2 separate regions of the Homo sapiens genome follow, and region 1 is linked to region 2. A link is a loop called in an ENCODE intact Hi-C map of the cell type or tissue named here. Cell type or tissue: IMR-90. All regions are shown on one strand. Each heading gives the region's core, and the rest is flanking DNA. Links, peaks and the distances in the headings are about the cores only.

What was found. Hi-C counts contacts between places; a loop is a spot of excess contacts. Peaks named below come from ENCODE experiments on the same cell type or tissue, not always from the same donor. Only the 100,000 strongest peaks of a DNase experiment are listed, where the experiment ranks them.
Region 1: a loop joins it to region 2, with 2.4 times the contacts of the local background. A loop is called at or near these places in 3 of 110 quality-filtered maps.

What each region holds. Positions count from the first base shown.
Region 1 is chr9:87,272,148-87,288,380 of GRCh38, forward strand. It overlaps LOC105376126 (a long non-coding RNA gene), which reads right to left. Exons shown (of 15, transcript XR_007061642.1): 2 at 10,782-10,899; 3 at 8,280-9,967; 4 at 5,731-5,906; 5 at 5,542-5,619; 6 at 4,734-4,873; 7 at 4,496-4,552. Among named protein-coding and RNA genes, the nearest start is that of LINC02872, 130 kb to the left of the region's middle. RefSeq lists an enhancer at 4,250-5,449. In IMR-90, for the core only: no CTCF peak of the experiment used is centred there; a DNase peak (open chromatin) is centred at 8,454; H3K27ac peaks cover 1,852 bases.
Region 2 is chr9:87,183,562-87,199,794 of GRCh38, forward strand. LOC105376126 (a long non-coding RNA gene) reads right to left here. Exons shown (of 15, transcript XR_007061642.1): 13 at 14,375-14,560; 14 at 12,632-12,718; 15 at 12,389-12,505. Among named protein-coding and RNA genes, the nearest start is that of LINC02872, 43 kb to the left of the region's middle. RefSeq lists a silencer at 8,593-8,887. In IMR-90, for the core only: no CTCF peak of the experiment used is centred there; DNase peaks (open chromatin) are centred at 10,730 and 11,100; H3K4me3 peaks cover 315 bases; H3K27ac peaks cover 1,604 bases.

The DNA.
Region 1 (16,233 bases), core at 7,346-9,845, 87 kb after region 2:
CTACCCCCATCCAAGTTCCTAATCAATTCAAATTGCTTAAATGTTTACATATTTTCAATTCCTTTTTTATAAACTCAGCTTAACCACTTCCTAAGACATTGCCACTTTTTGTCACATGTAGTTCTTTGAAACCAAAGAAGTAGCAACTAAAGATAAAATCGTCAATGGACAAAAATCACCGATACCCACAGTCAGCAAGGTCTCAATGCAAATTTGTTGGCTGCTTAAAAGGACCAGAAGCACTAGACAAAAGCATACACTCCCAATATGAGTTTTCAAGGTTTTGTTATCTGATATTTTATATGGTCAGCCAGATCAACAGTGGTCCTTGTTCACATAGAGTATCTCAGATGACAGATGGATATAAATTCATCCCCATTCATGCTAAGATCTAAATTCTATACATGCAGATAAAAGAAAGATATCTTGGAAGAAATTTTAACCTGATGTGAAATATAGCACTTATTAACCATCATTCTAATCATCTCTAGTAGATATTTAGACAGCATTTAGCAATTTGCAATAGGAGTTCAGAAATTATCTTGTTTGAACTCAAATGCAAATCAGTGGGAGCAAAATGATGAGAACTTATGAATGCAAAGAAGGAAACAACAGACCCTGTAATTAGTCAATTAGTTGACTAATTACGGAAGTTTTCATCGCTAGGAAGTACCTAAGTCATCGGAGATTATTTTCATTTCTAATCAACCTTCAAGTGACACTGAAGTTCCTAATACATTGTTTATTTATTTATTTTAAACTGAGACAGAGTCTCGCTCTGTTTCCAGGGCTGGAGTGCAATGTCCAATGACCCTCCTTGAAGGTGGAGGGTGGGAGGAGGGAGAGGAGCAGGAAAGATAACTATTGGGTACTGGGCTTAATTCTTCGGTGATGAAATAATCTGTATATCAGACCCTCATTATATGAGTTTACCTATGTAACAAACCTTTCAATGTACCCCAAAACCTAAAATAAAAGTTAAAAACAAACAAAAAAGAAATGGTACAACCATTGTGGAAAACAGTACGGTGGTTTCTCATACGGTTAAAAATTGAGTTGCCATATGATATGGAAGTGCTACTTCTGGGTATATCCCCAAAAGAATAGAAAGCAGGGCCTCAAAGAGATATCTGTACACCCACGTTCATGGCAGCATTCTTCGCAATAGCCGAAACATGGAAGCAATCCAAGCGTGCACTGACAGATGAATAGATAAGCAAAATGCAGTGTAGATATACCACAATGGAATATTGTATTAACCAGTCTTAAAAGGAAGGAAATTCTGACACAGCTTATAGCATAGATGAACCTAAATGAAAAGAACCAGTCACAGAAAGCAAATCCAGTATGCTTCCATTTATACCTGGTACCTAGAAGAGTTAAAATCAGAGAGGCAGAAAGGAGAATGGCGGTCGCTAGGGGCTTGAAGCAGGGACAAATGGGGAGTTACTATTTCATGAGTGTGGAGTTTCTGTTTTACACGATGAAAAGTGTCCTGAAGATGGATGGAGGTAATGGATGCACAACTTGATGAATGTGTTTAATACCACTGGATTCTACACTTAAAAATGGTTAGGAGGGCCAATTTTATGTTATATGTATTCTTCCACAATAAAAAAAATAACAAATTAAAGAAAAAGCAGAGAGGCAGAGTTGACTAACTACAGGAGTTTTCATAGCTGGGAAGTACCTAAGTCATCAGAAATGATTTTCATTTCTAATCAACCTTCAAGTGACACTGAAGTTCCTAATACTTTATTTATTTATTTGTTTGTTTGTTTGTTTGTTTTTTAATTGAGATGGAGTCTCGCTCTGTCACCCAGGCTGGAGTGCAACGCCCACTGCCCGGGTTCAAGCAATTCTCTTGCCTAAGCATCCCTAGTAGCTGGGACCACAGGCATGCGCCACCACGCCCGGCTAATTTTTTTGTATTTTTAGTAGAGATGGGGTTTTGCCAGGCTGGTCTCAAACTCCTGACCTCAGGTGATCCACCCCCCTCGGCCTCCCAATGTGCTGGGATGAGCCACTGCTCCTGGCCTGAAGTTCCTAATACTTTAAATTACTCTTCCCCTACTGATGATCTGTAAATAAGGTATTTTAAAAGAACAAAGTTCACTGTGTGAAAAAAAAATTGAGGAAATAAGCTGACTTTCCCAAGTTTACCCAGCTACAATGGTGGGGAGTGGAATCTGAAGTCAAGCGTGTGTGTAGTACACAAATGTGCCTTTTATTTTCCAATTTTCTATTATCAGCACTGCTTTGGGAAGAAGATAGAGGAAAGAGAAGAAAAGACCCTCAGACCAATGTATACTTCTTTCACAAAACACACACCCAATGCAAATTACACAGTATAGTTAGCTGAGGGGCATAATTTGTCACACAAATAAACAAACACTATTTGGTTCCGTCTGTGGCTACTGCAGTTATAATGAAAATCTAAAAACAACTGTAATGCTTCTAACCATAAAATTATAAGGCAAGAAAATGGATTTAGATAACTGTGAGAGCCTTAATTGTATGTTTGTAAACTCACAGACAAAGCTTTTACTCAAATTTAGCTCCAGCTCAAATAGCACACCCAAATCACACTTTCTATTTAGCCCTTCTCCTGCCGTATAGATCTAAGACCCCAGGCATTAGAAAACTCTGTCTTTACAAAAGCATGTGTATTGGGCGTGGAGAGGAGGGAGGAAATATAAGCAGCTTAATGTGGCAAAGGTAGCTGGAGAGATGGGATCCATGAAAGAAAGCACTCCGGGACACCTTAACTGCATTTGTTCAATTACACCTGATCAAAGAATTCCATCAGAACTCCAGTGTCAGAACTACAAGGAGCCAGAGATCCAATGTCCTCATTTTAAAGACATTCAGAGATGGCAAATAATTTCTTGGGCTCACACAGAAATTTATATGGCTCAAGTTCCCATAGGCCCATGCTGAGCTTCCTCGCACTTCACCTCAGCCAATGCTTGGTGACTATAGCAGCATCCGTTCCTGGCCAACCCAGTAGCAAGTTGTAGGGAGCCAGCCCTGTCTGTTTAGGGCTCCAGTCTCTTTCCCTCCTCCAACGGGCTGGGTGCAGAGAGGAGAGCCAGCCAGCCCCCTCCATTCCTCCTCCCAGCCCCTAATTCTAGTCTGGCACCAGCCCAGAAACTGGGGCAGCAGCAAACGTCCTGACAAACGTCCTGCCCTGGAGGAGCTGAGGACCACAGGCAGGAGACAAACGAGAACATGGCAGAGGGGGATGTGCTGTCCAGACACTAGAGCAGGAGGGAGGCAGGAGAATGGGTGGAGTGGTGATTTTGGTAAGGGAAGAGCACTAAGCGTCTTGGATGTGACATTTGAGCAAAGACTTAAATGATGAAATGGGAGAGAGTCGATGACTGGGGTAAGAACATTCCAGAGAGAGGAAATGGCAGGATAGAAAGGCGAGCAAATTCCTAAATGATGGTTGAACAACTCTGTGAATGAATATTCTAAAACCATCTAATTGCATACTTTCAGTGAGTAAACTGTGGAGTATAGGAATTACATGTCAATAAAGTTGTTACCAAAAAAATTGAAAGTAAATTTTAAACAACAGATAAAGGCACTCATGGTTTTTCAGGTGCATATTTTTACAAACCCTGTCTACACTCTTTTTGGACAACACTAGGGAAAATTACATAAGGAGTGACATAGGTCCTTCTCACTATCCTTTCCCTCTTCCTTGTATTATCCTGCGCCCCAGCGTCTTCCTAAGAGTCTGAGGTTAACCTGTGGGTAGATTCCTGGGCTGCTGCTGGCATCATGCATGTTGGTCCCTACTGCCCCATAACTTGATTAGCAGCTTGACAGAGGCCTGTTATGCCTTAATCAGTTGTCACTATCCTTGGCCAAAGGGCCTGAATCTGAAGGAGAGGAAGACACACTTAAAAGTTGGAACAGTAGGCCGGGTGCAGTGGCTCACGCCTGTAATCCCAGCACTTTGGGAAGCAAAGGCGGGCAGATCATCTGAGGTCAGAAGTTCAAAACCAGCCTGGCCAACATAGTGAAACCCTGTCTCTACTAAAAATACAAAAATGAGCCAGCCATGGTGGCAGGCACCTGTAGTCCCAGCTACTTGGGAGGCTGAGGCAGGAGAATTGCTTGAACCCAGGAGGCGGAGGTTGCAGTGAGCCAGATCATGCCATTGCATTTCAGCCTGGGCGACAGAGCGCGACTCCATCTCAAAAAAAAAAAAAAAGCTGAAACTGTAAAATCACCTTCTGTGGGCTGTTTAATTACAACTCCTAGAAACCCACATGCCACAATTAAGAGAGTGTGGTCTAAAGATTGGGATTTTTAAGTGCCCCAGCTGGCCAATAGGACAGAAATGTTTAATTCAGGGCAACTTTCCTGTTACCCTGAACCAAACCGAGATAACTGACTGCCTTCTCTTTTCAGGCATTCATTTACCAGAAGAACAGGGAATGAGCAAAAGAAATTCTCAAAGAATTTTTCTTTTGATACTTACCCACACTTCCTGTGCTCTGAGTCAGACCACAGAAATTGACAAATATGTGCAGAACATCTTAGAGGAAAAATGAGAAATGAAGACAGATGTCAAAACTATGTAGAAACACAGCCGGCCATCTTCTTAAAGACTCACTTTAACACGAATAACATTTAACTCCATCGTCAACAAAACCGAACTTCCTAAAAAATAATTCAGCATGGATTTCTATGAGCCATGTTGACTGAAGACAGATAACCTGGCAGATGTGTTGACTCCAACAAAACAAGGCGAATGTTCTCAGGTTTTGGGTATTGTGTCTCTCTGAGGTGATAACCACAGAGCGAGTTTCTCTGCTCTTGGTGTGAAGCAGTTTCAAATTGTTGAACCCCAGGGTTGCTGAAAGAGAAAAGCAAGTTATTTCAATGCAAGAAGAAACAAATGGCAGTCTCAAGCATGCACAGCTCAACTCCCATAAACGATGAAGGTAGCCAAGGTTAGTGAGCCCCATGGGGAGTGCTGAGGGGTGAGCTTACCACAAAAAAATGCAGGCCCCAGCTTGAAATGTCTATAAAACTAATTGAAACAAAAAAAGTACAGGTTTTTCTGAGCACACCAGGAAGAGTCTCAATCAGACAACCGTTGTCCACTGGAGACTCTCACAGGCTGTGGTGGTCTCTGGACAGCTGCTGCGGAAGGGTTGTCCCTTATTTCTGAATTAAATGAGGGAGGGCGGGGAATAATATGTTGAGATCCAGGAGGAGGTTATTTAGCAAGAGAAAAATATACTGGCAATGCTCATTTAAGGAAATTTGCTACACACATTTATCTTGTTTTGGTGCTGCTGTTGTTGTTTTGGTTGTTAAAATCATAGTTTCTCACACAGGAACTGAAAAAATAATGACTAATTGCAACTTGTGTTACAACATATTGTTCCCCCAGGTCAGTGCATGTTGAGCAAAGGTATGTGGCCAAGTTTTATTTGGGCTAGAAGAATCCAAGCCCTCCACATAATCAAGAGAGAAGCCACCGTGTGACCCAAATGAACGTAGGAGCAACAAACCTACAAGGCTTCACCTTCAGCTATTTCTCTCTCTCTTTGCAGAAGAAGGAAGCCAGAACCAAGTTAGAATCAACTTGTCTACCTTGTACAATATAAAGACAATGGTAATTAAGAACATTATTAAAGAGGAGATATCCAAAGTGTCAGGAAAAAAAAAGCACCTAATAGATTTTTTGAGCATTTCTATTCCTACCTTATATTTGCTATGAATTTCCATCACTCCTCTTCATAGTGACATCTAAATGCTTCCATTACAAGAACTATATTTGTTTCTTGTAAAATACCTTTTACCTCTGGATTCTTCAGAATTATGGCATGCAGTGTGCTCATAAACACTATCTGATCTCTTCCAAACACAGTTGATCTCTCCTGTAAAACATGCATGACCAAAACTTATTTTGCTGGGAAGCCATTCTGCTAACACAAACTCTCTTCTCAAACATTGCACCTTGAATTTGAGGACAACTTTAGGAGCTAATATGGTTTGGACATGTGTCCCCTCCAAACCCCATGTTGATATGTGACCTCCAATGTCAGAAGTTGGCCTGATAGGTGGTGTTTGGGTCATTGGAGTAGATCCCTCATGAATTGCTTGGTACTGCCCTTGTGGTAATGAGTGAGTCCTCACTCTATTAGTTCACAGGAGAGCTGGTTGTTTAAAAGAATCTGACACCCCTCCTCTCTCTCTCTTGCTTCCTCTCCCTCTCTCTCTCCCTCATCATGTGATGTGCCTGCTGCCCCTTTTCCTTCTTCTGTGAGAAAAATCTTCCTAAGGTCTCACCAGAAGCTGAATAGATGCTGGTGCCAGACTTGTACAATCTGAAGAACTGTGAGTCAAATCAACCTCTTTCCTTTATAAATTACCCACTCTCAGGTATTCTTTACAGCAATGCAAAAATGGACTCCACGGGAACTTTTTTGGAGATCCTATCAGATGAGTACTTCCCAAGCTCTGTTTAACTAGGGTAATCATATAATTTAATGTCTAAACAAATACTTGAAGAATAAAAGGGGTGCTATAAATAATGATTCCTGAACAACTGGTATAAACTGGGACACATGAACATACGGTCGCTCTGTCCCATAACATTTTCCCACTCTATTTTCTGTTATCCATGATCCCTTATCATCTAGGAGATTTGGAAAGCCTCTACTTCTTGCTATTTATTTTGAGAAAAAATTAATTATGTTGAATATACTTTTTTACTCTGTGAACACTCCTCCAGAGACATCACTGTTTCTCCCATGAGGAGGTATATGTGTCCCCACTGAATCTGATCAACTGAAAATCACTCTACTGGGCAGAAATTTGCCTGTTCTTTGGCATTCTCGCAGGTAAATATGCTGCTGTAGAGAAGAGAGGAAGTCACACTATGTCTCTGCCCTGTTGAGCATGAGTTGTTCATAGAGTAAAAGGTCACTTTAGGGCAGGGAATTTAAAAGATGGCTTCATTGCAAACATCGAGTCCAAACTGAATCTAGAAAAATTTCAAATATTTGGAAGGTTTCAATGAGTTCACACTCAATGACTGACCATCAGACAAATCCATCACTGCTGTCCTAGGCCTAGTTACTAAGTCAGCTACACCAAGTCTAATGGAAATATAATCAAGGCTAGTAAAAATGTCCTACATAATGTGGGAGACAACTGCACTTCAATTACTTGGTTATTTGAAAAGGCAGTGATAAAAAGGCATTTATGTGATAGAATAGGAATAATATTTCCACAGTGCAGCCCTGGGAGAAATAAAGGGTCAAACACCACCATGTCCATGAGTCTGGTCTTGTCTGGAGCTGTCACTGACAGGGCATGGAGTCACAGGACTGCTCCGTTTTGCTATGCATCATGCCCTGGAATGGATGGAATGGAGTTGTCCTAGATAGAGTTGCCTTTGGCAAAGGGGAAAAAATGTGTATGCAATGGTGTGCTCCAACAGTTTAGTAAGAGGGATTGCTCTGCTGCAGAGCCCTTAACAAGATATACCAAAGTTGTTAATATACATTTAACAGAATGGAACTGGCAGGTGATGGAGAGATTTTAGTGACCCACAGCACACAGGATAGAAGCTCTAAGTCATTGACTTGAGGGTGCTGAAGAAGCCATTTAAACAGTTTCTAGTCTACTCATTCATCTTTGATCATAACATTGCCAAATAAATGATCATCCTAATCACCTCTATTCTAGAATCAGCAGCTTTCAGTGTTGTGTTGGATAACCGAACCTGGTCACAATTTTTGTCTGAACACCATTTCTGGAACATACTTCGTCATAAGAATAATGTATGATGGTTGAGGAGGAGAAAAGAGGTAAGGCAGTTGGGCCTTCAGGAAGCCCCAGAACCTGGAGAGAGGGCAGGTGGCCATGTAAGAGAAAAGTATTTTCTATCCTAAAAACAACCACCAGGGCTCAGGGCACACTCAGAAGCACTGGCAACCTGTATTTGGAAAACCTCAATGGAAAACCTCAGGGCCACTTTTCAGGTGTTGGAAAGGCAGGGAAGTTGATCGCTTGGAGGCTTCCCTGTCACCCATGTCTACAGATGCCTCTGAAATTTACAAGAGAAGATCTAGTTTGGCTAATGTTCCTTTTGGAGCAGTATCTTGGAGTGTTCTTTCATCTACAGCAAGTGAATAGACAGGAGTGTATAGTTTCCACTAATGAGGCATCTTCATCCTCCTCCATTCCCTTCTTACAAATGAGGTCAGGAAAGAAAACTATTCCCCACCACAACATTAAGTTACCACTGCTGGATGCTTCCATTTTATCGTTCGTCATCCACAACCAGTCTCCATGGGGTAAAATCAGCAAGAGACTCCGCGTGATGTGTTCCCTTGTCTGCAAGTGGCCACATTAATAACCTTTTGAAGGGCTTTTTTCATTTCCACTCTCTGGGAGGAATTTTTTTAACCACTCAAGCCTTGGGGTCTGTTTAAACAAGAAATTGTTTTACACTCCTGAATGATGCATTCCTCTCCAGCTATTTCTACATAACTTCCAGGATATGAAAACCGCCCAAGGCTTTCCAACATGGCTGCTTTCTTTCCTCTCATAAACAAACTCAGCAGTAATCATGCCATTGTGGTCACTCTGGGGCTTTGCATTGCTTCAACTTTTTCCCTCAGTCTTTTGTTCTGCCAGACACTGATTATGACAGTTCACCCGAATCTGGAAAGCAAGAATGCACTCTTCTGCTGGTCTCTGGCCTTTAGCCTTTTCCTTTGTCCTCCATGAATATATGAGGCCAACAGGAGGGATCTAGGCTCAGTATGATAGGCTCAATAATGGCTTACTGAGATGTCAGGTTCTAATCCCTGGAAGCTGTAAATGTCACCTTCTAAGGAAAATGGCTCTTTGCGGATGTGGATTAAGCAAATAATTATACATGGGAAGATCATCTTGGATTACCTGCATGGGCCCTAAATGCAATCACATGTGCCTTATAAGAGGGAGGCAGGGAGAAATTTGATACAGACAGAAAAGGAGGAGATAATGAGGCCATGGAGGCACAGAGTGGAGTGATGTTGCCACAGGCCCAGGAATGCTGGCAGCCTCTGGAACCTGGGAGAGGCACAGAGCAGATTCACCCCCAGAGCCTTCAGAAGGACCAAGGTCCTGCCACCACCTCAATTCTAGTTCAGTGAAAGTGATTTTGGACTTCTTGTCTCCAGAACTGTAAGATAATGAATTCCTGTTGTTTTCAGCCACTTTAGTTATTACAGTAGCCACAGGAAACTAAAATGCTTGACCACCTGCATCTGACCTTCAACATCTCCAGCTGCATGCATCACTGCTGCAGAGCTCAGAGCATCCCAGCACACACCTCCTATGGCATTCTTGAGGAGGTGCTGATGCTTTTCCTTCCTCAATTGATCCAGAGAATTAACAAACTTCTGTGGCATTCTGATGTTTTGAGAGCAAACATGAGGAAACAAAAGCCCCAAAGGAATATTCAAACATGACTTCTTTTTTTTTTTTTTTTTTTTTTTGAGACAGGGTCTCACTCCAACACGGCTCACTGCAGCCTCAACCTCCTGGGCTCAAGGGATTCTCCTGCCTCAGCCCATCAAGTAGCTGGGACCACAGTTGCACCTCATGACACCTGGCTAATTTTTTGTACTTTTTGCAGAGATGGAGTTTCACCATGTCGCCCAGGCTGGTCTTGAACTCCTGAGCTCAAGCAATCCACCTGCCTTGGCCTCCCAAAGTGCTGGGATTGTAGGCATAAGCCACTGCGTCCAGCCGGAACATGACTTTCTGAGCTCCACTGTAGGCTCCCAGTAAAACATCCTTGCACCAAGCTCCCGTCTTCTTATTGAAGCTGAAATGTTACACAAAATGTCTTCAAGCCACTAAACAGTCATCATGATTTTAACTCATCTGTTTGGATTTGGACAAGTTACTTAATTTTTCTGGGCTTCAATTTCTTCATCTGAAAATGAAGAACATAAAACACATATCTCATTAAAAGGAGAGAAAAAAACTTATTTAGCACTACACTATATCTGAAATTCATTAAATAAAATGCTTTTTCATAAGGATAAAAATTATCACCTAATGCTTTCTTCAATGACTTATGGTTTTGACTTGATGAATTCAGATAACTGGGATTTTTCTCCCAGAACAATGTTTCTGAAAAAAACCAGGGGGGAGGGAGAAGAGGAGAAATCTCCTAAGATAGCTAATGTAAAGAAACTTTAATTATTAGTTCAATAAGCACTATTTCAGTTTGGGTTTCACCATGATTTCCAAAGGGATTTTCAACTCAACCATGAAAACAACGTTCTAGATTAAAACTCATGCAACAAGACTCAATTACAGGGAAAAAATAGTTATTTTTACAAAATCTTAAATAAGAAATGGCTTATTGAGTTTTAAATCTTAAGAAACCAAAGGGAAAGAGAGAATTTCCCTTTTTTTCTTTCTGGACTTAGCATTCCATGCAACTCTGTAAAGGGCAAAAGCTTCGTAATGCTCTTTCATGGTCTTAAATATGCTTCAGAGCTGCAGGGCATTTTTAAAATACCATTAATATAAGCCAGGTTGGAAAAAAAGTGGTATTTTCTGGATTCTAAATTAAATTGGTTGCTGTCCAACATTTTTGCATTAGGAGATGCCAGGGTGGAAGAAAGGACCATTAATCACTTTCTGCAGGTATCTGGAGTCCCCTATGCACCCAGGGATGAAGAGTACCTTGGAAACAGCCTCCATGGACTCAGAGAGCACAGCTGTGGCCTCACACTTACCAGGAGTGCTGAATGGTGAGCCAGGAGGCTTGGGCCCCAGGACAAGATGGCCTGGATGCTAGGACAGGGTGACCGCTCACTCTTTGAACAGTACCTCTCTGGCCTTCTGCTTAGTGTCCTATAAAATGATGGAGTTGAATCAGAAAATCCTAAAAGCTCCTTCAAGCTCAAATACTCTGACTTCCATAAAGGCCATGGAAAATCGGGGGGATTGAAGTGTTCGTGTACACAGTCAGCACATCTGAGGACTAGCAAGTAAAGGGCTAATAAAGTGGCCAGCTCTGCTTCAGGCAAGGCTCAAAAAAAGAGGGGGAGGGGGTAATGCTGCGTCTAGGGAGGAAACTCTCACCTCCTCAGGAAGGCATTTCCTGAAAACCCAATAGAACTAGAGATCATAGACCATAGTGCCTCCGTGCTGTCTGTCGGATTCCTGTTGGTTGATTTTTTTTTCACTGCACTCACTTACCTCTATCAAAGTTATCTTTTCTCTTAAACTATGTATTTGTTTACTATCTGTCCTGACTCACTAGATATGAGTTTTGGGAGGCCGGGAACTCCCTCACCACTGTAGAGAGAAAAGTCCCTGCCCCATGGTTGGAGCCCAGTAAATGTTTCTTGAATACATGAGTGAATGAATGATTGAATGAATCTACTCTGGCCTTTTGAAAATCTGTTCTCTTCACTGAAACTGGAGTGATCTTTTTAAAATGCAAACTTAATCGTATCATTTCCCAGTGTAGAACCAACAGTGGCCCTAAAGATAAAGACTAAATCTTTCATCCAAGCCTATCGCTGGGCTCTGGCTACCCCGCTGATCCCTGTGGTTCCACTCACCTTCTCACACTCAGAAACCCAGCCTCTCTGGCCCAGGTGTATTTCTTCCCATGCACCATGCTAATCCCTTCATGTGGCCTCTGCGCACAGCATTCCCTCTATCAGGAACAGGGACCTGCTCCACCAAAAGCACATCCAAAACCTCCTCCCAACCATCACCCAACAGACTCTCACTCTTCATATCTTAGCTCAGGAGTCTCTTCCTCAGAAGAAAGCCTGCTCTGACATGCACACAGCATGCACACCCTGGAGACCCTCTTCTCTTTCTATCAGTGTGCAGATGGTCACTTATTCATGTGATTATTTGCCTAATATCTGTCACCCTCACTTTGTTGTGAGATCTGAGAGAGCAGGGGCCAGTCTGTTTTGCTTACCCCAGTGTTCTCAGGGCCCAACACAGTACCTGATGCACAGTAACACGCAATCAATATTTGCAGAACAAATGAATGCACAAACAAATGAACTACTAGCAGCTTCACATAGGGATAAAGCCAGAAGCTCTGAAATGTCTGTAAAATATTCTTAAAAATTGTTTTTAAAACCTACTGTCCTGGGTAACAAGAGCAGACCCTTTCAAAATCGATCTCCTCAAACTACAAAGCCTCGCTCTTTTCGGCCGATTAATCATATCAGAGACCGGCAAGGAAGACCCCCCTAGATATAATCCCTCTGCACAACTGGAGCTCCCTGCTGCCCTGTCTCTTTCTTCTCACTCATTCCAACCAGAACGTTTTAATTTGGAGAAAATAATGAACCTCAAGAGGAAAAGAGAAATGGAGAGGGCGTCATTGAGGACCATGGAATGTGAGTCTGTGTCTGGTTACCATTTAGGGCCTAAGAGGAAACAACACAAAAGCCAAGAGCCAAGGCACTGGCTCTTGTTTTTTTTTTTTTTTTTTTTTTTGGAGACAGAGTTTTGCTCTGTCACCAGGCTGGAGTGTAATGGCATGATCTCGGCTCACTGCAACCTCCGCCTCCTGGGTTCAAGCAATTCTCCTACCTCAGCCTCCCAAGTAGCTGGGTCTACAGGCACGTGCCACCACGCCCAGCTAATTTTTGTATTTTTAGTAGAGACGGGTTTCACCATGTTGGCCAGGATGGTCTCAATCTCTTGATCTCATGATCCACCCGCCTCGGCCTCCCAAAGTGCTGGGATTACAGGCGTGAGCCACTGTGCCTGGCCTCTATTTTTAAAAAGAAAATTCCACAAAACATGATTCTGGGGCTCTGAGCAAAAAATATTTTCTGCATTATAGAGGATCTAAAGGAAGTGTTCTGCAAACTTCTAAAAAACTCAAAGCATTTGCTATTAGGAGAGAAAAGACTGACTATGAGCTCTGAATTGAGAGACTACAGGAAGGAGTATTTTTATCCAGGGAGAGATAAGATCACAAATGTCAATCCCCCAGTACGCAAAGCTATTTAGAAGAGAATCTCTCCATACTCACCAGAAAACAAAAGCAGGAGAATGACACCATAGCCATTCTGGCATAAAACGTGTAACTGATAACAAAGGAAAGTGCAGAGATTACAGAGAAGGTGAAGGGACAAGTGTGTGCACAATGGAAAGAATCAAATGGCAAAAGCTTATCCAGGTGGCACAGAGCCAGGAGCTGGAGACTAACATAATGCTGCCTGAGATAGCAGAAAAATGTAAACACAACCTCATAATCCACCCGTGTTTGCTCCAGCCCAGGAGAAAACATCCATAAATCTTGTCGAAATGTGATATATGGGAAACTGGTAAAATGGATCTAATCCAGATCTTATCCTGACTTATGTTCCAGAGCCAGGAAATGAAAAATGGAAGATGAAATATTGGTGAGCTGTTAGTTTTCTTCCATGTACACCCCTCTCATGCCCTCTCTGGAGGGGAATACCTGAGCTGCAGTTCTGATTCCTGTAGTAACTGGAATGGCCAGTTCAACCCCTCTGGGCTCTCATTTCCTCATGTGTAAAAGGGGGCATGTTTCCTGTCCCTCCATGACCCACAAGGTCCCTAACATCTACCTGATAACAGTGTGTAGGAAAGAACCAGGTACTGGACTCCCTTCACCCCGCCCCAGCTCTTCTATGGACCTTGGGCATGTGGCTCAACTCTTTCCAGACTCAGTTTACTCATATGAAAAATGGAGAGAACAATAGAGTACCGTTTACTGTGGTTGACAGATGTTTAATAATGTGCTCAAAGCCATACAGTGAGGGCTCAGATTCGTGTCTCATTGATGCCAATGACTTATCCTTTCCACTACAGAGCACTGCTTTCCAAGGAAGCACAGGCTGAAGTCAAGTTTTGTCTTCCTAAATGGCAGTCGTTCATGATAATAATAAACCAGAGAAAGTCCTGGCACTTAAAAATGTTCAGCAAATATGAGCTACCATCATAATTACTCTTTACAATTGCAAGTCCCTTGAGCCCAATGTCCTGATGAATAAAAGAAGGAAAATGAATAACAATTTAATTCTTGACAAGGTAAAGTATCTGTACTTTTCCACCTCTCCCTACCCAAAGCCTATCTTCTAAATGTTTGTTTCATGTCATGATTCACGAACAGTCTTAAATTGCTGCCCATTTGAAAGCCCAACTGACCGACTTCATGGAGAGGTAACTGGGAAAGATGGACTGAAATTCTTAAGGTCTGGCTTGGGTAAAATCTGTGCTTTCCTGTTGTAAATAATCCATTGACTTCAAATATTTTCAAGTACTTGGTCTCACATCTGCGGGACATATGATGGGGGCTAGAGTCACAAGGAAGTGAGCCCCATTTCATTTCAGTTTTTAGGGTCTCTGTGTACCAAAACCCACTCTGTTTCCTGGAGAAGTACAACTTTTTCCAGATGAAATTCCAAGGTTTCACTCCAGCTTCTAAACAGTGACTGTGTCAGCCAGACTCATCTCCAGCCCTTACATCTGGTATTGGATGAAAATCACCAAACCACTATGCCACTAAGACTGCAATTTGGTTTCTTAAGTGGAACCTTGTGATGAAGCTCTGAAATTCACTCCTCCCTGGTTACTGCCAATGAACTAAATAAATATGGCATTAGTCCCTTCAATACTCAGCCCTAAAGCCATAACTCCATTCAGGGCAAACTCAGAGTCAAAGAAATGAACACCCAAAACAGTCCTGGCATATAGTAGATACTTAATCTATATTTATTAGATGAAAGAATAAGAAACAAGACACAAATACAAGGAAATGATCATATATAGTACCAGGTAATTCACTGGTTCCCTTTGGTATGGTATTTTGCAGATTCTCCCTTTTTAACTTGAGACCTTCCTTATTTTATGGATCAGAAAACTGAGGCTTAGAAAGATACAATAATGAGTTTAGATTTACATTAAAACTCAAATATGCCAGATTTCAAAACCCCTATTCTTTTCACTAAATTACACCACTATCACCACCCCCAGAGAAAGTTCTACTAACATCAGTTTTCACCTGCATGTAATGACAACTAAGCCAAACAAAAGGATGTTTCTTCTAGGCTTTCTTGATGCTATATAGGATTTATAAATAAATAGGTATGCCCCTCCTCAATGTTTAAAGTTAGAATTTTGCCAAAACTATTTTGTTCAAAACAAATGTTTTCATGCCAGACACTCGATTTTTGTTTTACCTGTAAGCAAAGCAATCTGAAAATTGAGTATTTTACCAGTTATGAATGGAGTTTTGACACCACATAACAGAAAACACAAATAACAGTGGCTTAAAAGAAGTCTGGAGATGAGACATTGATGACTGGCGTGGAATTTCTACAATGTCATCAGGATGCAGGCTCCTATCCTTAGCTCGCAGTTTTCAAACTTATGCTGTCTTCATGGTCCCCAGATGGTTGCTGAAGAACCAACAATTACAATGGCCATTGCAGGCAATAGGAAGATAGAAGGCCAAGGGCAAAAGACTGCATGCCAGTTGAGATAATCCCCTTTAGAATTCCTTTCCCAGAAGCCCCACTCAGTTATTTCTGTTGACATCCCTGGCTGAAACTATATCACATGACCGCCTCTACTCAGAAGAGGAACTAGGAAATGTAGATATACGTAGTAGGTTAATTGGCAACCCAACAAATATGATTCTGTTAGTAAAAAAAAAATAAAATAAAATATTAGATAAGCAACTACCAGGTCTGACACAAATGCCTTAGATATTATTTAAATATCTGTCCTTTAAAGATTGTCATTAGTTCCATGAAACTAGACACTTGGAGAGATTGCATGATGTGTAGAAGGTGAATCTTTGTTTCTGTGGAATACAACAAAGCCGTATCACGAAAGTTATCCAGGTTAAGGTGCAGGCCAGTGGCAGCATGGATAAAAGTTATCTAGGTTATTTTTTAAATCAATCTAAATAAAATTGAAGTATGATTTTACTGAGAATACTATAGCCAGGTACAATGGTGCACACCTATGGTCTCAGCTACTCAGGAGGCTGAGGTGCAAGGATCACTTGAGCTCAGGAGTTAGAGACCAGCCTGAGCAATATAGAAAGACCCAATCTAAGATTTTGTTTAAAGAATATTGATGAGCCATTAAATACCTTTGGCTTCAACGCCTCTAAACTGTTGATCTCTGAGGTTTAAAATTTTATTCCATATTCTCCAATAAACCTAA
Region 2 (16,233 bases), core at 9,219-11,718:
TCTTTTTTTACCAATATTTTTGATCCACAATTGGGTAAATCTGAAGATGCAGAACCAACAATTATGGATGACCGACTATACTGTATTTGGTTTGGAATTTAAAACATCAGTCACCTTTGAAGATGACAGAGGCAATAGTGATTGGTAGGGCTGTTGGTAATGCTCTGTTTCTTGATCTGAGTCCTGATTACATGGGTGTGTTCGCTCTGAGAAAATTCATCAAGCTATGCACTCAGGACTGGTGTATTTCAGTGTGTGTGCTGTGCCTCAATGACAAAATTGTTGTTGAAAGTTTTTTTAATTGAAAATGGTATTAGCATTCAGGTACAACCACACAAACACAAAGTTCAACTGGAGCACCAAAGCAGAGTTTTCATGGCACAAATGAAATCAGCTCCTCAATAGACAAAGTCACTCTCAAAGAAGGCAAATATATTTGAATCTGGAAGCTTTGGGAACCGACAATGGCCAAGCACCTCTGCTCTGGGTACAATGCTGGAGGCTTTTTACATATTTTGATAGATGATCATAGATTCTCAAAGTGAGAAGAGCTAACTGATCACTAGTACCATCATCTAATAATACACAAATACTTTATATTTTTCAAATTTAATTTTAATTTTTTTTTTTTTTTTTTTTTTTTTTTTGAGACGGAGTCTCGCTGTCGCCCAGGCTGGAGTGCAGTGGCGCAATCTCGGCTCACTGCAGGCTCCGCCCCCTGGGGTTCACGCCATTCTCCTGCCTCAGCCTCCCGAGTAGCTGGGACTACAGGCGCCCGCCACCTCGCCCGGCTAATTTTTTTTTTGTATTTTTAGTAGAGACGGGGTTTCACCGTGTTAGCCAGGATGGTCTCGATCTCCTGACCTCGTGATCCGCCCGCCTCGGCCTCCCAAAGTGCTGGGATTACAGGCGTGAGCCACCGCGCCCGGCCAATTTTTTTATCTAAGGAATATATGTACGTGGCTTAGAAGGCCAAATATAACCTCCCTCACCTTCCAAAAAAGAAAGAAATCCAGCATTCCTGCCTCATGCTTTCTATTCTCAATTTTAGCTTCCCAGAGGCAATCACATCCAACCACTTTTAGTGTTTCTTGTGTTATTTATGTCCATATTTTAAACAGCCGGCTGGAATCCTGCTATTCCTTGATTCTGGTCAGTTGTAAGGATTCATTGTTTTCATGCTATGGAAGGCAAGGAGTTAGCTCTCCCCACCTTCCTACAATATGACCCATTCTCTTCCCAATATAATTCTGTTACTTTTATTTTAAATAAATAGACTTTCATCGCTTGTGTTTTTCTAGCAGTGTAAATATTATTGGCATTGAGTCACATCACCTACAGTACTAAGAGTACATTCTCTTCTTGTAGGAGATTTTGTTTTTTTAGGGTTAACTTTTTAAAGAATTGTTTTAGATATCTTAAGAAGCCACCCCAAACTCTTACAAAGATATACTAACACATTGTCAGTTTTATCTCAATGTCTGGCTGCTTTTCATATTAATTTTCAACCAAGACTCCCATCCCTCCCCCGACTCCTACATTTTAGACATTCTTGGTCCTCTAATTCCTGAGGTTTTCCTGAGGTTCTGCAACTATAGAAGGAAGAATCTTGCCAGATCCTTGGCATGGAACCTGCACAATACAGCTGGCTATGACTGCAGATGAGCCCAGACGTCAGCCCGGATGATGGTTGAGGTGAAGTTAAGTGGTCTTTGATGCTCCCTGCCCTCTCATTTCTGTGATTTTTCATGGGCTCAATGTCTTTCTTTTCACTCATCCTCTCTAGCTGCCTTTCCCACTCCCTGCAGTTCTGGGGGATTCTGTCTTAAAGATGTGTGTGTGGGCAGGTGCCAATGCAGTGACCCAATAAATTTTTTCTCTTCGCTGAGTCACTCAGAGTCAGTTTTCTTTTTAAAATCCGTCTTCCTGTAATAACCCTTTCCTGAGACAATCCTTGTTGACCGGTACAACTGATGCCCACCTGCTGTGAGAACAGGCCAGGATAGAAGAAACTCCAAGGCTGGAGGAAGGCATTTTAAGTCACCTGACATTAAACCAGGCTGACTTCCCTTTCCTCTGGACTTGCTCCATCTCAGCTTGGTGTTCATCTTAATCATTATTTCTCTAATTGTTTCTCACTTTCCGCAAATTCATATACAGAGGTGGATTATGAGTTCCCTCTCATATTCCATGCATGACTAAGCTGAAGAAATAGAGCCCCTGGGAAACATCCAGACTGGCTTTCTACTTTTCTGTAGAGACAAATATGGTGTAGCACAGTAGAACAGCAAGGGCCGTACAAGAGCCCTTTTGTATGTTGTTATGCTTACATACCAGCACAGCCCACACTTATCAATAATAATGATTAATAATGATGATTAAACTAGTTTATTGTTGGGTCCTTAAAAGGTCTCAGTTTAGATAGGATGCCTGTGTTAACTGTCTACATACACTTTGAAACAGGTCCATTTTTAATGTTCAGTGTGAATAGAGAGGTATGTAAGTGTGTGTTTTGTATATATGTGTGTTGTGTGTATGTATTGTGTATGTGTGTGTGTTGTATGTGGCTTTTCTTAGTCTCTCTGCACTCCATCATAGGTGTGAGGGCTGGCTTGGGTGTGAGAATTGGGAAAAAAACTATTATTTGCCGGTGTCATCATGGAACAGCAATCACCACTTCACCAGTCTATGGAGGGCCCCCATCATGGGGCAAGATAGTGTAGACCCTGGGCAAGGAGCTCCACTGTGACCCTCTTATCCTCTGATTTGGAATTTTCAAGTGATTTTTTTTTCACCTGATTTATCTCTTCCCTACCCCTTTTAATTTCCAGTAGGCTTGAAAATCCATAAAACCTCCATTTTTCCCTTTGTAACCTCCAGATGCTTGTGTTTCACTCTCAGGCAGTGTTTTTAGCCTGAGGCAAACTGCTTAAATTCTGAAACTCTAGTTTCCATTTTAATCCACTTTTAAGGCAATACATCTAATTACATACCAAGTCTAACACTTTTTTGAACAAAAACCTCTATCTCCACCCTCCTGCCCTGCTTCTTCCATTATAACCTTGGCAGTGCTTTATCCCTTAGAGACTGCAAGGGGACACAGGTTGGGTAATCTTGACAGTTTTCATCATTTCCCAGATACTGTTTAAATATGATGCTTGTGTGAATTTACTGGTAACTCACTTATATTTAAATTATTGTCATATATTTTCGTATCTTTTTGTTCATACTTTAGATCATTTTGTAAAATGTAACAGAAGTAGAGAATCATATAATAAATAACATGTGATGGTTAATTTGAATGTGTCAACTTGACTGGGCTAAGAGATGCCCAGATAACTGGTAAAATATTATTTGTAATTTCATCTGTGTGGATGTTTCCAGAGAGATTAGAATTTGAATAGGTAGACTGAGCAAAGAAGATCCACCCTCACAGTGTGAGCAGGTGTCATTCAAATCACTGAGAGTCTGAGTGGAAGAAAAGGAGTAGCATAGAAAGGGTATATTTGCTCTCTGTGTTTAAGCTGGGATCCATCTTCTCCTGCCCTCTCAGACTGGTGTTCTCAGTTCTTGAGCCTTTGGACTCGGACTAAATTACACCACCAGCTTTCCTGGGACTCCAGCTTACAGACCATTGATCATGTGACTCCTCAGTCTTCATATGCCTGTGTTGGCTCACATGATATGTAATTCTATTGCTTCTATCTCTCTGGAGAACCCTGATGAATACCCCCCATGTACTCATTCAACAATGAACTCACAGCATCTATACCCTCATTTCATCTATTCCCTCTCTCACTCACTCATCCCAGTATTATTTTGAAGCAAATCTAGACATCATAATTTTCACTCTAAATTGTTGCTCTAATACATAAATATTTGCCTCTTTATTTAAATTTTATAATACTATTATCATACCTGTAAAAATGAGTCATTTCTTACTATTATCAAATGTCTTCAGTGTTCAATTTTCCCTAATCATCTCCTAAATGCCTTCTGCTTTACAGTTTGTTGTTTGAATCAGGATCATAATAAGGACAATACATTGCAATGAGTTGGCAATGCCTCTTCAGGTCTCTTCTAACCTATAATGTATTCCTCCATCTCTTTTTGCCACCTTTGCAATTTATCCCGTAACAAAACCAGATCATTCATCCTGTCGAGTTTCCCAGTCTGGATTTTGTTGATTGCACCCATTTTGTTATTTAACCTATTTATCTGTCCCTGTGTTTCCTGTAAACTGGTGGGTAAATCCAGAGGCTTTTGCAATTTAGCTTTGCATCCTGATGTGGACTATGTAATAATATCTCTTTATGCAATGTTCCCGTTAGCACTTTCATTTCCAGGAATCACAGCATGATGTGAATGCATATTTTGGAAGGAATATATATTTTTTCTCTCCTTTCCTACTTAACTGACATTCACATATTCTCTGGGACTTGCTTTCCCTGTACTTTTTGGACTAAAATTGTGGGTGCTTTTTCCTCCCGAAGGACATTAAGGAGATTAATTTATGAGCTCATTTTGGTGAAATCAGAATTCTTAAATCCCAGCCCCCCTCCCCCACCACATTCAAGTAGATACTATCGCAGCAATGGGCTCCATCTGACTTCCAGTGGCCACAATAAGTGCATGGAGATTGTGGCTCTTCAGAACACATTCTCGGGAAAAAAGTAACGAGCTATGCTTTTGCTGAAAGCTAATATGATCCATTTATCCTCCCATTTCCCACAAACATTTATCTAATTTAGTCCATGTGGATGTAGTTTGGCTAAAATAATTAGGGAGTTTCAATGTGACTGGCTCACGACTCTTTGTGGACAGAGCTCTATGTATCCCCCATGGCACCTGGCAAAGGGGAGTACACCCTGCCCTGGTCTCAGGGAACTTACAGTCTTGTATATAAGCAAACGCCCAACTGACTACAGTGCAAAATGTGCCAGAATAAAGATTATATAGGAAGATGGACAAAACCCACTGAGGCTTTGAACAAGATGATATAGATCATATAGGAAGATGAACAAAGCTAAGAACAAGAGTTCTCAGCAAGGAAAGATAACAGCCGGGGACAAAATCTTCACAGAGAAGGTGTGTTTTGGAAACAGACTTCCAGGACAGAAAAAATTTTGACAAAATTTCAGGACTGCATTCAGGACAGAGGATCTAGCACAGACCAAGGCAGAGACAGGAAACATTTTGCTGGGTTAGGATGTCCTGGAAGTATCTAGCAGTGGTTCTCCATTTTGGTTGCCATTAGAGTGACTTAGGAGCTTTGAAAAATACAGAGGCCCAGGCCCACCCCAGACCAATCAATTCACAGTCTCCGAGGAAGAGGTCTATGTATTTGTGACATTTGAAAAAATTCCCAGAAGCGATTTTACCGGGCAGCCAGGGTTAAGAACCACAGGCAAACAGTGAAGCTTAGCAGAGGGTTAGGACTAGGGAGGTGAACAGTTAGGGTGCCCCGAGCTGGGCCCCTCTCACCTGTTTCTGGCTATGGAGAAAGTCACCAGAGAGTAGCAGAGCTGCCAGAAACTCTTAGATCTTACCTGGGTCTATCCTCTTTTGATTGTATGTGCTTATGATGCAACTAATACCAGAATGGCGTCTTGTGGTGAATGAGCTAAACATTACAAATAAACACAGAATAAACACCAGAAAGGCCTTCACCACCGTTCTCTAAGATTCCCACTGGAGAGGTGACTGTTGAAAATCATCCAGTCCTTCTCTTTCCTAACCTCTCTTTAGATATTTACATTCTTGTGTGTGGGTAAAATTTTTAGTTCACATATTAGAGCGAGAGAAATACCACACATTTATTTTCTCTCCCTAAACAAATGTAATCTATTCTAAATTCTACTTTACTGGACTGGCGGGGAACTCATTCCAATAGACACTGGGGTTCCCTCTTACACTTTGGCACCACCAGCACTGACTTTAGAGCTTATGCCTTCCAGAGAATTCTAGAAGGGCTCTCTATTTTTATTTCATGCTGGTCTGCCTGTAGCCTCATGGCTTAAGTCTGTCTCTCTCTTGAAGACAGGCAACTCCCTGAAGATTCTGGGGCACACGTAGGCATAAAGATGTACTACAATTGCTCAATGCCACTGCTCTTGGGATGCAGTCCCAGTCCCACCCTGAGAATCATGGTTCAGCTCCCATCTGGGTGCTGCATAAAAGTGGAATCCAGGCCGGGTGCGATGGCTCACGACTGCAATCCCAGCGCTTTGGGAGGCCAAGGCAGGCAGATCACAAGGTCAGGAGATCAAGACCATCCTGGCTAACACGGTGAATCCCTGTCTTTACTAAAAATACAAAAAAATTAGCCGGGCACGGTGGTGGGCGCCTGTAGTCCCAGCTACTTGGGAGGCTGAGGCAGGAGAATGGCGTGAACCCAGGAGGCAGAACTTGCAATAAGCCAAGATAGTGCCACTGCAGTCTGGCCTGGGGGAAAGAGTGAGACTCTGTCTCAAAAAAAAAAAAAAAAAAAAGTGGAATCCAGGTCTTCATTAACACCCCTAAGGAAAGGGGCATATCTGTTTTTTAAGACCAGCTAAATGTCACCTCTTTCTTCAAGTTTCAGCTTTTTTTTTTTCTTACTAAACCTAAAATATGTTCCTGTGTCCAGGTGCAGTGACTCACACCTGTAATCCCAGCACTTTGGGAGGCCAAGGTGGGAGGATCACCTGAGATAGGGAGTTTGAGACCAGCCTGACCCACATGGAGGAAACCCTATCCCTACTAAGAATACAAAATTAGCTGCGCATGGTGGCGCATGCCTATAATCCCAGCTACTCGGGAGGCTGAGGCAAGAAAATCACTTGAACCCAGAGGCAGAGGTTGCGATGAGCCGAAATCACGCCATTGCACTCCGGCCTGGGCAACAAGAGCAAAACTCCATCTCAAAAAAAAAAAAAAAAGAAAAATTATGTTCCTGTATCCCTACTCCCTTTTGGGTCATTCCGGGATAGTCCCCCATGAGTCTAGGCTTTTACACTAGTAGCCTTGAGGGTGTCATCTTTTGGGCTAGCCTCCCAAAAATGAGCCTCCCTTGGTTCCCATGTAGCATGGGTGCTGAGTTGGGAGACAGAGATTTTGCCATCAGATCAGCTGTGGCCTGGCAAAGTGGCTACCAGCAGAAGCTAGAAGCAGGCCAGGAGTCCAGGTGGAGGGTATGGCAAAGACACACAGGGAGGGTCAATGGGAGCCTAAGTGAGCTATAGCTAGTCCTTGACTCTACCTCACTATGAACAAGTCAATAAACAGCAAACAAATCATAATATACAGACTCTGGCATCAGACTGGCAAACAGATGGCCAGGACAGAGAAGCCCCAGGGTAAGAAGACATTACAGGGACATCCCATACAGAGGTGGGGCTTCCTCCCCTTGAACCCCACACTATTAAGACCCAATAAGCTTCTTTATACATCCATAGTCATTTTGTAGAGAAGCCAGGAAAGTAAGTGGAACTCTGGGACACTAGCATCAGCATTTTTACCTAAAGCCATTGAGCAAAATTGCAATGGACTGTTTAAAATTTGCATCAGCCTAGACTGTAGTTACTTGACTGGAGTAAATTTTATGATGTAGTTTTTTTCCTGCTGCTCAATGACTGAGACTTGGAAGAAGACCACATTACTTTCTATAATAAAGAAACACTTCCACAGGCACAGTGGCTCATGCCTGTAATCCCAACACTTTTGGAGGCCAAAGCGGGCAGATCACCTAAGGTCAGGAGTTCAAGACCAGCCTGGCCAACACGGTGAAACCCTGTCTCTACTAAAAATGCAAAAATTAGCCAGGCTTGGTGGCGGGCACCTGTAATCCCAGCTACTCGGGAGGCTGAGGCAGGAGAATTGCTTGAACCCGGGAAGCAGGGTTTGCAGTGAGCCAAGATCGCGCCATTGCACTCCACCCTGGGCAACAAGAGCGAAACTCCATCTCAAAAAAAAGGAAAAGGAAACATTTCCTCTGTACATTTGAATTACAAAGTGATTTCTTTTGTGATTCTGCTTCCTTTGCATTTCACTAAAGAATAAGGTCTTTTAATATTCTTTTAATATATTTTTAATTATTTGTATTTCCTTTCCTACCAATTTTCTGTTCATACATGTGTCTATTGGTGTGTATCTTATTTTCTTTATTTGTAGGACCTCTTTATAAATATTGAATGTAGCACTAATTTTACATAAGGATGAGACCTGGTGAGGGAAGATAAGTGACTTTTCCAAGGTGAGAGTACTGAATAGAGAGTCGTAGCTACGGAAACCAGTCCACTTGTGCTCCTGAATCACAACCTAGGCTATCTCTCACTGTTCAACTCATCTATTTTGAGTATAAAATTAGGAAATATGCTTATATAAATATTAGAGATTGTAATCATTTATTTTTATAACACTATATTTCTCAGCAAATATTTACTGAGTTTCTAATATGTTCAAAGGACTGGGATAGAGAATAAAGATAAAACAGTGAGAAAAACAGATATGATCCCCCATGAAGCTTATAGACTAGAAGGAAAAAAGCATTACTCAGACCACTACACCCATCCACGTAAAGACATATGGTAATGAGGGTGCTGCCCTTGTCTCAGGTTCAAGGAAGGCTTCTGTGAGAAGTAGCATTTGAGTTGAGATCTGAAGTATGAACAGGCATTACTTAGGTGAGAAGGGATGAGGAAGAGCATTCTTAGCCAAAGAAACTGCTTATGCAAAGGCCTTGTGCAGAAAGGAGAATTACTCACTCAAGGAACAGAACAAAGCCCAGCACGGTAGAAAGTTAGAGTTCGGAGGCAGGTGGTTAGGGGATGGAGAGTGATCCAAGACAATGCTGAAGACAGGAATGTAGGGGTTACATCTTACAGGGCCTTGTGTATTCCAAAAGCACTTGCCATTATTTGTAGTGCAGCTGAATACCTGGGCAAGTCTTCCCAGACATAGAAGGTCTCTTGTCTCCCCACTTTTCAATCCCTTACCCCATTCTACTCTCTCTTAGTTTTCATGGGGAGAAGCACTGTCAAGAAAGGCTTTTGTAAATGGAATCCCTGACTCCTCCTTTCTAGAACCTGGAAATCCTAATGCATCCCACTCATCTACTGATCCCTTCAGCCATCAGGACTGAAAATACATTTTGTCAGTCTACACCAGCATCATTGGTCTGCAACAATATTGTGAAATTCTTGAGTCTAGCTTGGAGAACACCTACAATCCCATCCTGGGCTAATTCATTTCCTTCTCCCCCACTTCTTTCACTGCTACTCAGGAAAAGAATTCTGTTTTCCTTAAGAACTAACTCTCAGGACAGGACCTGAAAATCTTTCTCAGTAAAGACTAGATATTAATATGATGTGAAACTCCTGTAGAAAGGTACAGACTGCAATACCCCACCCGCAAAGAATGGCATGATGGCTTCTGTAATCAACCTGGATTAGTCTATTTTCAGGAGAAAACAGAAGAACTTCACTTATGCCCCTGGAGTAGAGAGAGAGAGTGTGTGTGTGTGTAAAAGAGAAAGAGGGAGAATGGGCAGGGAAAGAGAGAGAGATGGGTGGGGGAGGAAGCTATTACCTGATTGATTTTGAGTTATAATCATTAGGTTACATTAATCATGCTATAAGGCTGTTGTTAGTCACCAGTATCCACTTTCAGACACATGGGAAGATGTCCTTTCTCGCTCTCTTTGATGTCAGGTATGGCAGTGCAAGTTGCTCTGGCCAATAGAATGTGCATGGAAACAACATATGGTAGTTAATTGTGGTTAACTTCCTAGACTATTCTTTCCTTGTTGCTACAGTCTTGGATGCATGTGTTAACATGGAAATGCCATAAGAGTGAAGTAGCCTGGATTGCTCAGAGGTCAATCATGGAGGACAACTGTTTGCCCATATTCATGGAGGGCTATAGCAGAGAGAGAAAACTTCAGGTGAGCTACAGAGACTTTGGGGTTGTCTACTACTGCAGCATTGCCAAGCCTATCTGACTAATATATATGCTTATTTAGGAACTTAGAAACATCAACGTGCACACATAAATTTTGTGTGTGTATGTGTTGTGGGGTGTATGTTTGTTGGGTATGTGTTTGAAACAGAGAGAGAGAAAGAGAAAGACAGGATTGATTTATAGTGAGAGCTTGATTTTAGAATAAGATACAAGTTCCTTAACTGCTTGATTTTAGCCAGTTTGGGACTTTTAGTTGTAAATTACGCAAATGGATATATAAGCATATATAAACAAATACATGGCTTACTTAAGTGTTTATGCACAATATGAAACATATTCTTATGTTTTTGTTTTGCACTGGCATACAAATGTACTATGGTCACTCAGAGTTGTCTTCTACAATCCACAAATAATATTTGAAAACTTGAGCTAACTAGTCAATTAAAAGCTCTAGGCAAACTTCATCTGTAAGATGCATTCCAGATTACCGTCTGAATCATGGACAATGTACACTGTACATTCATACCAACAGCATAAGAAAAAGCCAGAGCTAGGTTTAGTTTTATATTTCCTGAGTTTTCTTGATTGCCGTCTGATCCTTGATGTTATTCCAACATAGAGTGATTTTTAAAGGAGAATTTAATTTGATATAAGTCTGAATATCCTTTGGAATGCTAAAAACCAGCATTACTCCAGCAACCCTAATGAAAAACACAAGTTCCGTGTACCAATTTGTGGTCAGAGCCAGCATTCCAGCCCTGCTCTCTCGTGGCTGCTAGTACTCCATCGTGTTCCTTTTCCCAGCCCTTTGCTTTTCTAGCTAAAGATGTCAGAGGCTGTGGCCCACATGGTATGCTAAACAGCCCACTGCTTACAGAAGACTCTTACAGCTCAAGTGCAAACACTTTGAACTTATAAAACACACCACCATCACTACCATCAGCACCACTAAATGGAAGTCTCTGAGGATTTCCTATTAACATCCCGACAGATAGATGTGCACTTATTTTAAAACAACCTACATGTGCACACAGATGCATTTCCATATAGATTCAAGACGAAAAGCACAGCACCTTCCAGAAGAAAACTCATACAATTAGGCTGAGGCTGATTCACTCTCATGTTTTATCACCGGTGTGGAATGCCAGTAACAAGAGCAATCATTTGTTTGTGAATTCACGGAAGACTGGACTTTCACACTGGAAAGGGACTTCCCAATGAATAGCAATGGGGAGACTTGCTGTGTATTAGCATATTTTATCTGCCCTTGTTTTGAAATTAAACAGAGTTGTGGTTGAAAGGGGAAGGCACAGATTGCCACTGGGCTGGCTTTTTAGAAAAGTGGCATTTGGAATGAGGTTTAGCTAAGTGGGCAAATTCTAAAGTTAACTCTTAGGATTCTTGGGCTTGCAGAAGACATTTTGCCTCCTCGTGTGATAACAGAATCTTCTAGTCACTACTATTCTTTCCAGAAGGCTACTCGTTCTTGGATACAATGCCTCTCTGTTTTGACTGGAGATACTTAAATATAAATCAGGAGAATTCTAAGCTGTAGTAAAGGCTAATCTGCAAAGCTGAATTAAATTGTATTCCACATGTATTTACTGAACACATATTGTGTGCCCAAAGCTAGTCTAAGCACCTTGGGGTCAGGGGAGTGGAGGGAGAAGATAGATGGATGGATCGCAAAATTGAGATTGAGATCAAGATCAAGATGGAAATAGAGCGAGAGGTAGATGCATAAGACAATAAGAGAAAATTCAAAGTACTATGTCATTAAAACCAATGAATATTCTAGAAGTTCTAAGAAAAAATGATGAGCATGAGCTGAAATATTCAGGGTGGATATCAAGAGGAGAGGTGAGCCTACATCTAAATTTGACAGAAAAGGGGAGGATTTGGATGGATAAGGAGCAAGCATTCTGGAACTGGGAGTCAGTTACTAAGCACAATAAGTGTGTAGGCTTTACATTGTCAAAGTATAATCTTCTAAACATTAAAAGCATGACTCATAAAAATATGAAGTGCATAGCTTTCAAAGTTCTACTTAGCTCATTAATGGGGGAATCAGTATATTGTAAAGATGATTCAACAGAATGTACAAGAAATCAAAGTACATGTTGTTCATTAGAGTCAGAAGACTGAAATAAGATTGCTAAGTCAAAAACAAAACTGGTTAATGTTCTATGGGACAACAAAAACTGTAACATTTGAGGTTCCCCTTCCTACTGGACAAAAATATTTGCTTCTCTACTGTAAAAAGATCATTTGCAATTTGACAATCTCTACTGAGTTAAAATAAGTCCACAGAGTCTAGATTCTAAGCAATAATAATAAAAGTCAAACAAAAATACATCTCTCTGGAGAACCAGGTACTCCTTATGGAGGCCTGTTTGACAGTGCTCTCATTTAACATTGAAAGGACACAATATGGACAGGATCTACAAGTTTGGAGTACTTTTTAAAACAGTATTCAGACAGAAGGGAATTCTAACCTTGTTCCAGCATTTGCCCACTGTATGATGTGGCAATGTGCCTTAATTTCATGGTTCTTCAATTTCTTTATCTATAAAATATAGGCAATAATAGCTCTTGGCACACAGACTTGTCATAGGGATCAAATGAGATAATATACAATGTCAGAGTTTTGCATAATGCCTAGCACATAATGGCTAGGGTCAAGATACATTACCTCAGATAAATAGGGAAGGATCACCAGCAAAATCCCACAGATGCAAGCGACCACGGTGTTTGGAGAGCACTGGGTGGACCAGCCTGGCTGGAGAAGAGAACAGGGAAATAGAGAAAGATAAAATAATAGTTTTTAGTCAAGATTTGTGTAGATCTAAAATAACTTTTAGAAATAAGAAAAGGACAGAGAAGTGCACAAACATTTTGAGAAACCTGGGTTTTATTCCGAAGTCCATTGAGAGCTACTACCGGTATTTTTTTGTGCCGCATAATGACACGGTGAATGCAGAATTTGGGAAAAACTAACTCAGCTTTCTATAGGGCAGTGTGAAACAGGGAGAGTCTGTGGTTAGAGAGGAGAGTTAGGAAGTGGTAAAGGGTTAAGACGCCAAAAGAGAGGAAGGAAATGTACATGAATACTACAGTGTGAAACTGAAAGATTGTGGGAATGGTGTTCTCTTTGATATTAGTAGGCAGCTTAGGAAAAGAAGACAGTTTTAAAGTGAAGATGAAGAATTCCGTTTGCATCTACTGACTTTATTTGGGACAAAGAGATATGGATGTTGAAATGTTCCATAGACCATGGGAGACCAGGATTTGGATGAGAAATTAATGGTGGAGATATAGCTTTAGAGGTCACCCATCCAAACATGATATATAAAGCCTTGAAAGTCAATGGACAAATCTAGCACTGAAGAGGAGACAGCAGAGGAACAAGAATGATATGTGTGTTCTTTCTTTCTTTTTTAAAAAAAAGTTGTTTTCCAAAGGATAAAAACATAGCAGGTCATTGGAGAGAGCGGAGGGAAAGCTCTAACACTTTGGAATCGAAAGTAGAAGAGTGATGCGGGAAAGAGAAGAAAGCCAGCCCTGTTGAATAATCCCCAGAGCTGATGGAGGACGATGGAGGCAAAACTCGCTGAGTTGAGTTGACCTCCCCATTAAATGGAAGAAACTCTGGAAATACATGGAATACATTGGCTTAAATCCACTCTAAGTTATAAATAACCCACAGGAGAGAGTGTTTGCTGGTGGAAGAGTTTGCTGGGAGAAAGGAAACATTAAAGCATGGGGGAAATTGAAGGTGAGGAGATTGGAGCATGCGGTGCCTTAGGCTTGGTCTCCTTTCAAACCCGCTCTGGGACAAGAACGTGAATGCAAGCAGTTGATTTAGGATGTGATCCCAGGAAGGACCAGAAAAGAAGCAGATATTGGGCCAGGGATGGGAAGAAAGTCAATGCAGGGTACATTAATCAGCAGGGTCACACTGTGGGCAGCCAGGACTCAGTCCTGCTAGGAGCCGGGGAAGGACTGTGAAGAACCAGTTTGAGAGCCATCCCAGCTGAGCAGAGACTCTTCGGAGTACTCAGTCACCAAGTCTAGGCTGCTAGATGAGAGATGTTCCTGGATTTTAACTCTCTGGTACTTTTGGTCTACTTGTGCCTGCAACCAGAGAAAGCCCTGAGGAGAGAGCATAAGGCTGGCAGTAAGCAGCCTCTGGTGTGTCCAAGAACAGCAAGTACTGAGGGGCTACGGGTGGGGCACCCACAAGGTTTAGAGAGCAGATGCTGCAGCCAGACTGCCTGAGTGTGAATTTGGCTGGATTTTCTGCCGCTGAGTACAACTCGGGGCAGGGCTGCTGGGGTCTTCTGATATAGGTCCAGCTCAGCTTGCTTCTAGACCGGCTTCAGAAACCTAAAAGAGTCAAGTTACCTGTCGGGAGCCTGATATCATTATTACTCACCACATTTTGGTCACTTGCTGTGTGTCAGACATTGTACAAGATGCTTTCTACGTGACAGAAACCCCTGCCTCTCCACACAATCTGCTCTCTCCTTACAATCTGCTCTCTCCGTCCTCAGTGGATGGGGGCTTTGTTACTCCGGCATTAAGTGGCACAGATGAGTTAGCCTCACTCCTGAAGGTTCTCCTGTAAAGATGATTAATATTAAGAGATGCTATACTCTAAATACTCCAGAGACCTAAGGATCTACAGATACTTTTTCAGGATCGACTGGGGAATGACGGTTGTCACGGTGTTGAGAGCGTTGCAATGTTCTTATCAGACAATCACAAACACACGCTGAATCCAGAAGATGCTGGACCATAAGGCATTTCTTTTCACACCATGCAGGTCCAAGAAGTCTTTATTCTCTACTCTTTCTCCCTCTTCTCTCCCTTCTCCCCCTGTTAGTTTTCGGCTTCTCTGGCTTCCCTTCATAATTCTGGCTCTGTCATGGAAGCACATGGCAAAGCTGGCCGTGTTTCCTCTGGAGTATTCCAGGTCCACTTGGCTGGCCCTCTCCTTAGAACCACATTCCTGGGGTTATGGGGAGACAACAGCTCCCTGTCATTACTAGCTGAAGGGAATAGTAGCATCCTTCATTAGATCCTCTCAACCTTGCTCATATCTTTATAGATAGTCCCTTTATCAGCCTCACTTCAAATTACCCAATGAGGGTTTATCTTCTGTTCCTGCAGGACCCTAACTGACAATACAGCACTCAAGTAGACTACAGGCAATTCCGTGGCAGAAACCCCACCTTATGCTTCTCTCTGAGCCTGTCCTTGCAAAGATACAACCACAAATGTTAGTAGAGATTAAAACTGAGGTTCAGTGTGGACTCCATCAGAGGAGCATGACTGTTCCTGGAGAAAAAGCATTTTCAGAAGGGGCACTGTAACTTCATTCTTTTACTCAACAAATACTGAAAGCCAGGCACTGTTCTAGGTGCCAGGAAAATAGTATGAGCAAGACAGAATTTCTGCCTCCAGGAGTTATATTCTAATGGAAGGAGTGAGTCAGAACACACACTGGTATAAATTAAAAAGACAATTCCAGATAACGCTAAGTAGAATTTTTAAAGTGCTAGAACGGGAGGATACTTAGTTAGATGGCTAACTAAGGCTCTTATAAGTTCATTTCCAAGGTGATTGGGCCCCTTCGTTAGCATAACAGAGACACCCTATTTTGAGGACTTCTGAAATCATTGAGGGTAATTTTAACAATGCAATTCAATGGGAGAAGGAAAAATAAATCATTGAAATTTGGGTATTAATGTTAAAGGGACTTATTTGGACCCCAAAACAGGACTGTACATCTCTCCACCCTTATCACTGATGCGCCTCTAGTAGTCCAAGAAAAACTGTGTCATTGAAGAGTTGCTGCAATTTTTTCTTCTCTTATGGAGACTGTAACTCTGATCAAAGTGATATGAAGATGCTATTCTTTGGCTTCTGCAAATAGAATGAAAATGACTTTTGGCTGTGGGTATGTGAGGTTTTTCTCAAAATGGAATGTGAGGGCGAGCACTAATGTGCTAATAAACCTCTGTTGGCAGGAAAGAGGTTTTGTCAACGAACTGTGAGAGAAGCAGAATATAGTCCCAAGAAGTTGCAAGATGGGGTCTGCTTTACAGGAATTGGAATCAAATTCAAACGTTTTATGGTTCGGCCATTTAAACATTGACTTAAACATTTGGACATGTATCCATCTCTGGTCTAGCCTGGAGCCACTATAACTTTCACATGAAATCCACTGCAAGCTACTAATTACTGTCTTCACAAAAACCACAGTGCAGGCAGTAGCTGAATTCTGCAAAT